Linked DNA regions of Homo sapiens: region 2 is linked to region 1. Evidence: chromatin loops called from intact Hi-C (ENCODE). Cell type or tissue: gastrocnemius medialis. All regions are shown on one strand. Each heading gives the region's core, and the rest is flanking DNA. Links, peaks and the distances in the headings are about the cores only.

What was found. Hi-C counts contacts between places; a loop is a spot of excess contacts. Peaks named below come from ENCODE experiments on the same cell type or tissue, not always from the same donor. Only the 100,000 strongest peaks of a DNase experiment are listed, where the experiment ranks them.
Region 2: a loop joins it to region 1, with 3 times the contacts of the local background. A loop is called at or near these places in 2 of 110 quality-filtered maps.

Annotation. Positions count from the first base shown.
Region 1 is chr6:117,264,233-117,267,146 of GRCh38, reverse strand. VGLL2 (vestigial like family member 2) reads right to left here and starts at 1,589. Exons shown (of 4, transcript NM_182645.3): 1 at 1,303-1,589. The coding sequence starts at 1,383. LOC105377964 (a long non-coding RNA gene) reads left to right here and starts at 2,073. Exons shown (of 2, transcript XR_942911.3): 1 at 2,073-2,572. In gastrocnemius medialis, for the core only: a CTCF peak has its summit at 1,593; DNase peaks (open chromatin) are centred at 1,566 and 2,334; H3K4me3 peaks cover 2,500 bases; H3K27ac peaks cover 2,377 bases.
Region 2 is chr6:117,604,094-117,607,007 of GRCh38, reverse strand. It overlaps the pseudogene NEPNP. Among named protein-coding and RNA genes, the nearest start is that of GOPC, 3.0 kb to the right of the region's middle. In gastrocnemius medialis, for the core only: a CTCF peak has its summit at 1,602 (motif pointing right); no DNase peak of the experiment used is centred there.

The DNA.
Region 1 (2,914 bases), core at 156-2,655:
GTCAGAAAACCAATCCACCTCTCTCCTCTTTGCTTGCCATAGTCCCACCCTGGGAAGAAGTACATTTCAGAAGCTGGAGCCAAAAGGTTTGAAATAATTGGGGACAAAACGATGTAAGATTTAGCAATATCACCACTTCCTAAATGCCACCTTCCCTACAAGAGGAACTCTGGTGATTCTTAAAATTAACACTGAGGCAAAACAAACTGCAAGTTGTGAAGTTTAAAAGAGAAGAGGAGGTAAGAAAACAAAAAGTGAACCCTATCCGGTCCATCATTAATTTATCGGGAAATTTTCGAATAGACATTTTAAATTTGCAGGCAAAATTAGCAAAAGCATCCACTGGGGCATTGGGGTGTATTTCAATTTCCCCAAAGCAGGTGACCAAGCTCTCACTTTCCAACCTGGAGGGGACCCCTACAGCCTCCCAGGTGTATGATTTCATTCTTTTCCTGCACTACTGTCCTCAGTTTCTGCTACCTCAGCTGAGGAAATGGAAGGAAAATGGTTCAAACAGACGCAGCCTGAAGACAAGAGAAACTGGCAGAATTAAATGGAACTTGAAGAGTTTGCAGAACCCGGGTTGAGTGGTCTTCTTAAAGTGTTTGTTGGAAGCAGGGCTTCCCCATTCACCTACTCAGGCTGGAGAAAGGCAAAGTATTGTCTATCAGGCTCGCCTCTGCCGGGTCATTCGCACTCCGGATAATGCTCCCAGAACTTCGCAAAGGAAAAAATTATAAAACTGCGCGGTGCTCTTTGAAATGAATTCTCTGGATCTGGAATTAATTGCCCTGGTCGCCAGAGAATTGAAACGGAAGAAATTATTCCTGAGATAAACTTGCAGGGATGAGAACACCGGCCCTTGCATCTCAGAAAGAGGCTGGCTGGCCTTCGCTTTTGGTTTTGTTGTTACTCTCACCATTGGGACCAAAGTTTGGTTTTTCCTGCGTCAGCTTTGCCTGCATTTCCTGGTACCTGCACCTGGCTTGGAAGAATCTGGAGTCCGACAGACCCTAAGAAGAAAATCCAGCCCGTGCCATCTTCCTCTGATTATTCCAGGGAAGACCTAGGCTCACATTAGCAGGGCTTAGCTGCTTCCCGAGAGCAAACAGGCGAGCTAAAGGGGTTAGCTAATTGCACTACCAACTGGGGGCGGCTCCGGCAATCCCCGCATCCCGGCTGCGCCGGTCGTGGTCGGACGCCCGAGACGCGCGGAGGCACAGCAGACCTTGGCGTACAGGCCATGCCGCCGCAAACGGGGGGCGCGCACTCCTTCCCAAAGTCCCCAGAGGAGACACGTACCTGGTGGTAGGGGGTGTAGGCGGCTGCGAAGTAGGGCTGCGGAGGACCATAGACTTGGTACATAACATCCAGACAGCTCATGACTCTCCGCAGCGGAGACGGTTAAGTGTTTTTTCATTAACTCTCCTTCCCCGGAGCTCAGGGGTGCTGCATGGGCGGCGCTTGGACCCGCGCTCTGGAGTCATCAGGCGGAGCAAAGCCAGCGCGCTCCGCGGCTCGGAATCCAGCTGGCTCGCTACCCTCCCACTCCTGCGATTTTACTCCCGACCGCGCTCCAGGGCAGAAGCGCCTGAGCTCCCGCTAGTGGGCATTTAAAGCCCATGCCCGGCGGGCGTGCTGACGCCACTCGGGGGCTGCGGAGCGGGAGGGGGCGGTGGGGGGCGGGGACCGGGGGGCCAATGGGGAGCGAGGGACGCTTGTTGGAGGGGCAGCGAGTGTGTTTCCCGGGGCCCACCTCTGACAAGCATGCGGCCAAGGGTGCCGGAGACTATGCGGTTCCCAGCGGATCCGAGGCTTCGCACCGCGAGTAGGAATCTCCCAGGACAAAATAGGAGAGAGAGAGAAAGAGAGAGAGAGAAGGAGGCGGGGACGAAGGGATCCGGGCTCATACACGCAGAGAAAGAAAGTTGGAGAAAGGTCTCTTAGGAAAGCCCTTGTCTCATACTGTAGTTGAGTGGGTGCTTCCAGAAGTGCCGAGGTGGGGCAAATTCTCTGCTTTCGGTTCCTGATGATGTATGGGGAGGACGGTGCTGTCCCTTGGAATCCCCTAGGGAGTCCGGGTCGTGGCAGACAGGATGTGGGAGTCCGGGTACCCCTCCAGGGCGCAGAAGAGCTACCTCTGCGGGGAAATGGCAGTGGCTGAAACCTGTAACCGCTGTCCTCTAATCCACTTCCTTTCGCTCCCTCTAACCTGGTCCTCCCGCCGCCTGTCCCACACCCCAATTCTGCTCTCTTGGGCCGTGCCCTTCTGCCCCTCTAAAGTTCGATCCTGCTCCTTTCTCTTTGATGTTCTCCACCGGAACCCGTTAGCTTCGCATAGATCGCGCCCGCTTCCGGCTGCTCCCGGTGTGAGCTGCTTTCGAGGAGTCCAGGAGGCTTTACCCGGCCTCGGATGTCTGGCTTTTCATGCTGGGGTCTCCTTGGCCGGGGTCCTTTAAAGTTTTGGCAACTTTGGGGACAAGGACTCGTTGGCGCTAAGAAGAAGCATACTAGGACCCGTACACAGAGAGGTCTTTTGCTGCCTATTCAGCCGGTAATACCAGCTGCGATGGTATGTTTCATTTTGGAGAGCTGGAAGTATATGCACTCCAACTATAAAACCTTCACCCCTTTCTCTCTCCGGCCCTCCCTGAGAGGTCTGCTGGCTTCGCCCTCCTTCCTGCGACCCTACCCATCCTTCTCAAGCCTACCCCCCACCAAGCCCTCTGGAAAGGGGGTGTAACAGTGGAGTCTTCAGTTCTATAAGTTTAGGAATGCATTGAGACAAGGCTATCTCCATGGCTGGGTCAGGTGGCGGAAGGGGCATTACGGGAATAGAGGCGGGCCAGACTTGGGGGGACCAAGGGAACAGGTTGGGAGCATTAAGAGTCTAGACTCAAGAAAGAGGCAGCAT
Region 2 (2,914 bases), core at 169-2,668, 340 kb before region 1:
AGGGGAAAAGCAGTTATAGTCTGTCTTTGATAGTGTAAAATTTATTATGTTTTGGTTTTAGGTTGAATATACTATACAAAACATAGTATCTAGTAAATTTTAACAATGGAATAAGCAAAAGAATCCTTGAAGCCTAAATTATAATGGATTTATTAGTCAAATAAGCCAGATCATTGTAAAATAAAACTTTAGGTTTGGAAAAGAAAGACTAATATGTAATTTATAGATATCCTAATCTCTGAGGCAATATAAAAATATATTAATATTTAGCTATGCTCTCTAGCATGTATCACAAGTATGTCTTGAAAAGTGAAGTGACTGTTAGTTTCCTAGGTAGAATGATCGAATACCTTAATTATTGAAGTTATCACACAAATAGTTATAGCATTCCTACCACATTCTAGGTCCTGTGTTAGGACCTGGGATACAAAGATAAGTAAGATACAGTTATTGTTGCCAAGGAACTCACAGTCTAACAAGCTCCAAAATAATATGATAAATGCGGTAAAAGATATTTACAGGAAACTAATTGGGGATGGAGCCCATAGCATCATATGAGGAGAAAGAAGGAAGGCTTCCTGGAAGAGGAGGTGTCTGAGCTAATTCTAAATCACTGTACCAAAATTCTCAAGTTTTAAAAACAAGAGAGCAAACAGTTGTCCTGTTTTTTGTTTGTTTTTGAGACATGATCTCATTATGTTGCCCAGGAGGGTCTCAAACTCCTAGATTCAAGAAATCCTCCCACCTCAGCCTCTCAAGTAGTTGTGACTACAGGTGCACACCGCCACACCCAGATCCCTTTGTTTATATAAGGGAAATAATCAGGAGAATAAGGCTAATAAATCCCTTTGGATTCCTAAACTTACTTCTTTAGCATATGTATCTGAAATTTTCAAAACTGTTGGTAATATGAATAATAAATTCAATAAATATAAATAATATGTATGAATACAACACTCCAAACCTTTCCTACATTGATTAAATAAAATGCTAGTGGATTTTTACTTTCTTCATTCACCATACATACAACTTGTTATAGCCACTAACAGCATATACTTAACCCCTTCTCTTGGTAGGGTTACTGGAAACTAAATGAAACACGTGAAGTTAGGTACAGGGCCTGGAACACAGTAGAGTTCAATAAGTGATAATCTCCCTCTCCAGTCCAAGGTGGGTCTTATACACCCTTTTATTACAGTGCCCTTGCAATCAATGATGCTCCATAAATATTTAAACTATACACTGACCCCGCAGTTAATTACCAGTACCTATCAAAGAAACCCTTAGCATCATCTCTCTTTCCCCAATTTCCTCAGTCTCCAACCAATTTATTTTTAGTAATGCCTTGTGACAAAACTCTGTAGGGATAAGTTCCTAAAACAAGAGTGTCACATTTAAGTTATATTTTTTAAAAATCACATAAGCATGATTCATAAAACAGTTATTGGAAGCTTCTGCCAATCCAACTGCAAATAGAAGTATCAAGACTTTAATATCTGTGGAAAAACAAATCGCTCAAGTATTGACATTACATGCAATCTCCAATTCCAGAGTAGGTAAGGATAAGGCAGTAAGTGTAGATAGAGTACACCGACAACAGATGGCAGCACTTGAACATCAAGCCCCGATGATAAGCCCTCCTTTTCACATCCATGTTCTGCTGTGACTTGCAGATTTGCATAACCTCAATCCAGGTGGGCAAAAGATTATGTCTACATACTACAGTAATGAGAAGGGACAACATGACATGAAACTCGTCTGAGACACAGATGAGTCTATGACTTGTTGAAGTTGTAAAGGTAATAGATACGAAGCTGGGTTCTGCAATCTCGAAAATGGGGGTACCCACAAACCATTAGAGCACTGGAAACATATAAACACTTAAAATGTCACTCAGCTGCACCCACACAATGTAGCTGGAAGTTGATTTTTTAAAGAAATGAAATTTATACTCAAGTGTGGTTCATATAAATTAGAGTTACAAGTAATAGAAAATGAGTTATTACAATTTTTGGTAATGGTTCTTATATGTTAATAGATTTGTATATGGTTTCTAACTAGGAAGAAATTAAAAAGAACTTTTGGAACTTACTTGCTAGTTTATTATACTGCTAACTTTTACAAGAAGAAATAGATTCCTTCATTCTTCTGTATTACATGGTTAACAGCAACAACTTAGGAGAAAAAGACACCTAGATTGATATACTACCTCAATCTCTTTCTAGTTTTGTGACCTTACCAAGACACTTAAGCTGTCTGTGACTTTAGCTGTTAAAAAGTGATTACTGGGTGTGGTGGCTCACACCTGTAATCCCAGCACTTTTGGAGGCCTAAGCAGGAGGATTGTTTGAGTCCAGGAGTTCCAGACCAGCCTGGTCAACAAAGTGAGGCTGCAGTGAGCTGTGATCGTGCCACTGCACTGCAGCATGGGCGACAGAGCAAGATCCTGTCTCAACAACAACAATAAAAGACGTGATCATACCTACCTCATAGGATTTTGTAAGGATCAAAGAATTAAAGAAAATAGCATAATGCCTAACACATAGTAAGGACTCAATAATTGAAAGCTATTATAATTGTGGTTCGATGTATTCTCCCCCTGCCCTGCTAATTTTAAATTATTTACTTCGCGTTCCTGAAAATGCATTGCTAACTGTATTATGTGTAGATAAAGTGGCTGGGAGCTTGATAGCTGTAGCAATGTTTTTGCAAATATTGTAGATGAAAATAAAGCTAATTTTGGAAGGGAATGGGGAAAGATGTAAATTTTAGTTTTACATTATTTATTGTGTACTAAAACCTGTATGAAGGTCCCTACTTAAGTCTAAGGTCAGGATCTCATGATCCATTTTGATTAGCTAAGTTTGCTCAAGCCAAAGGACTTTATTGCTTCATGCTAACCAGTCTGCCATGC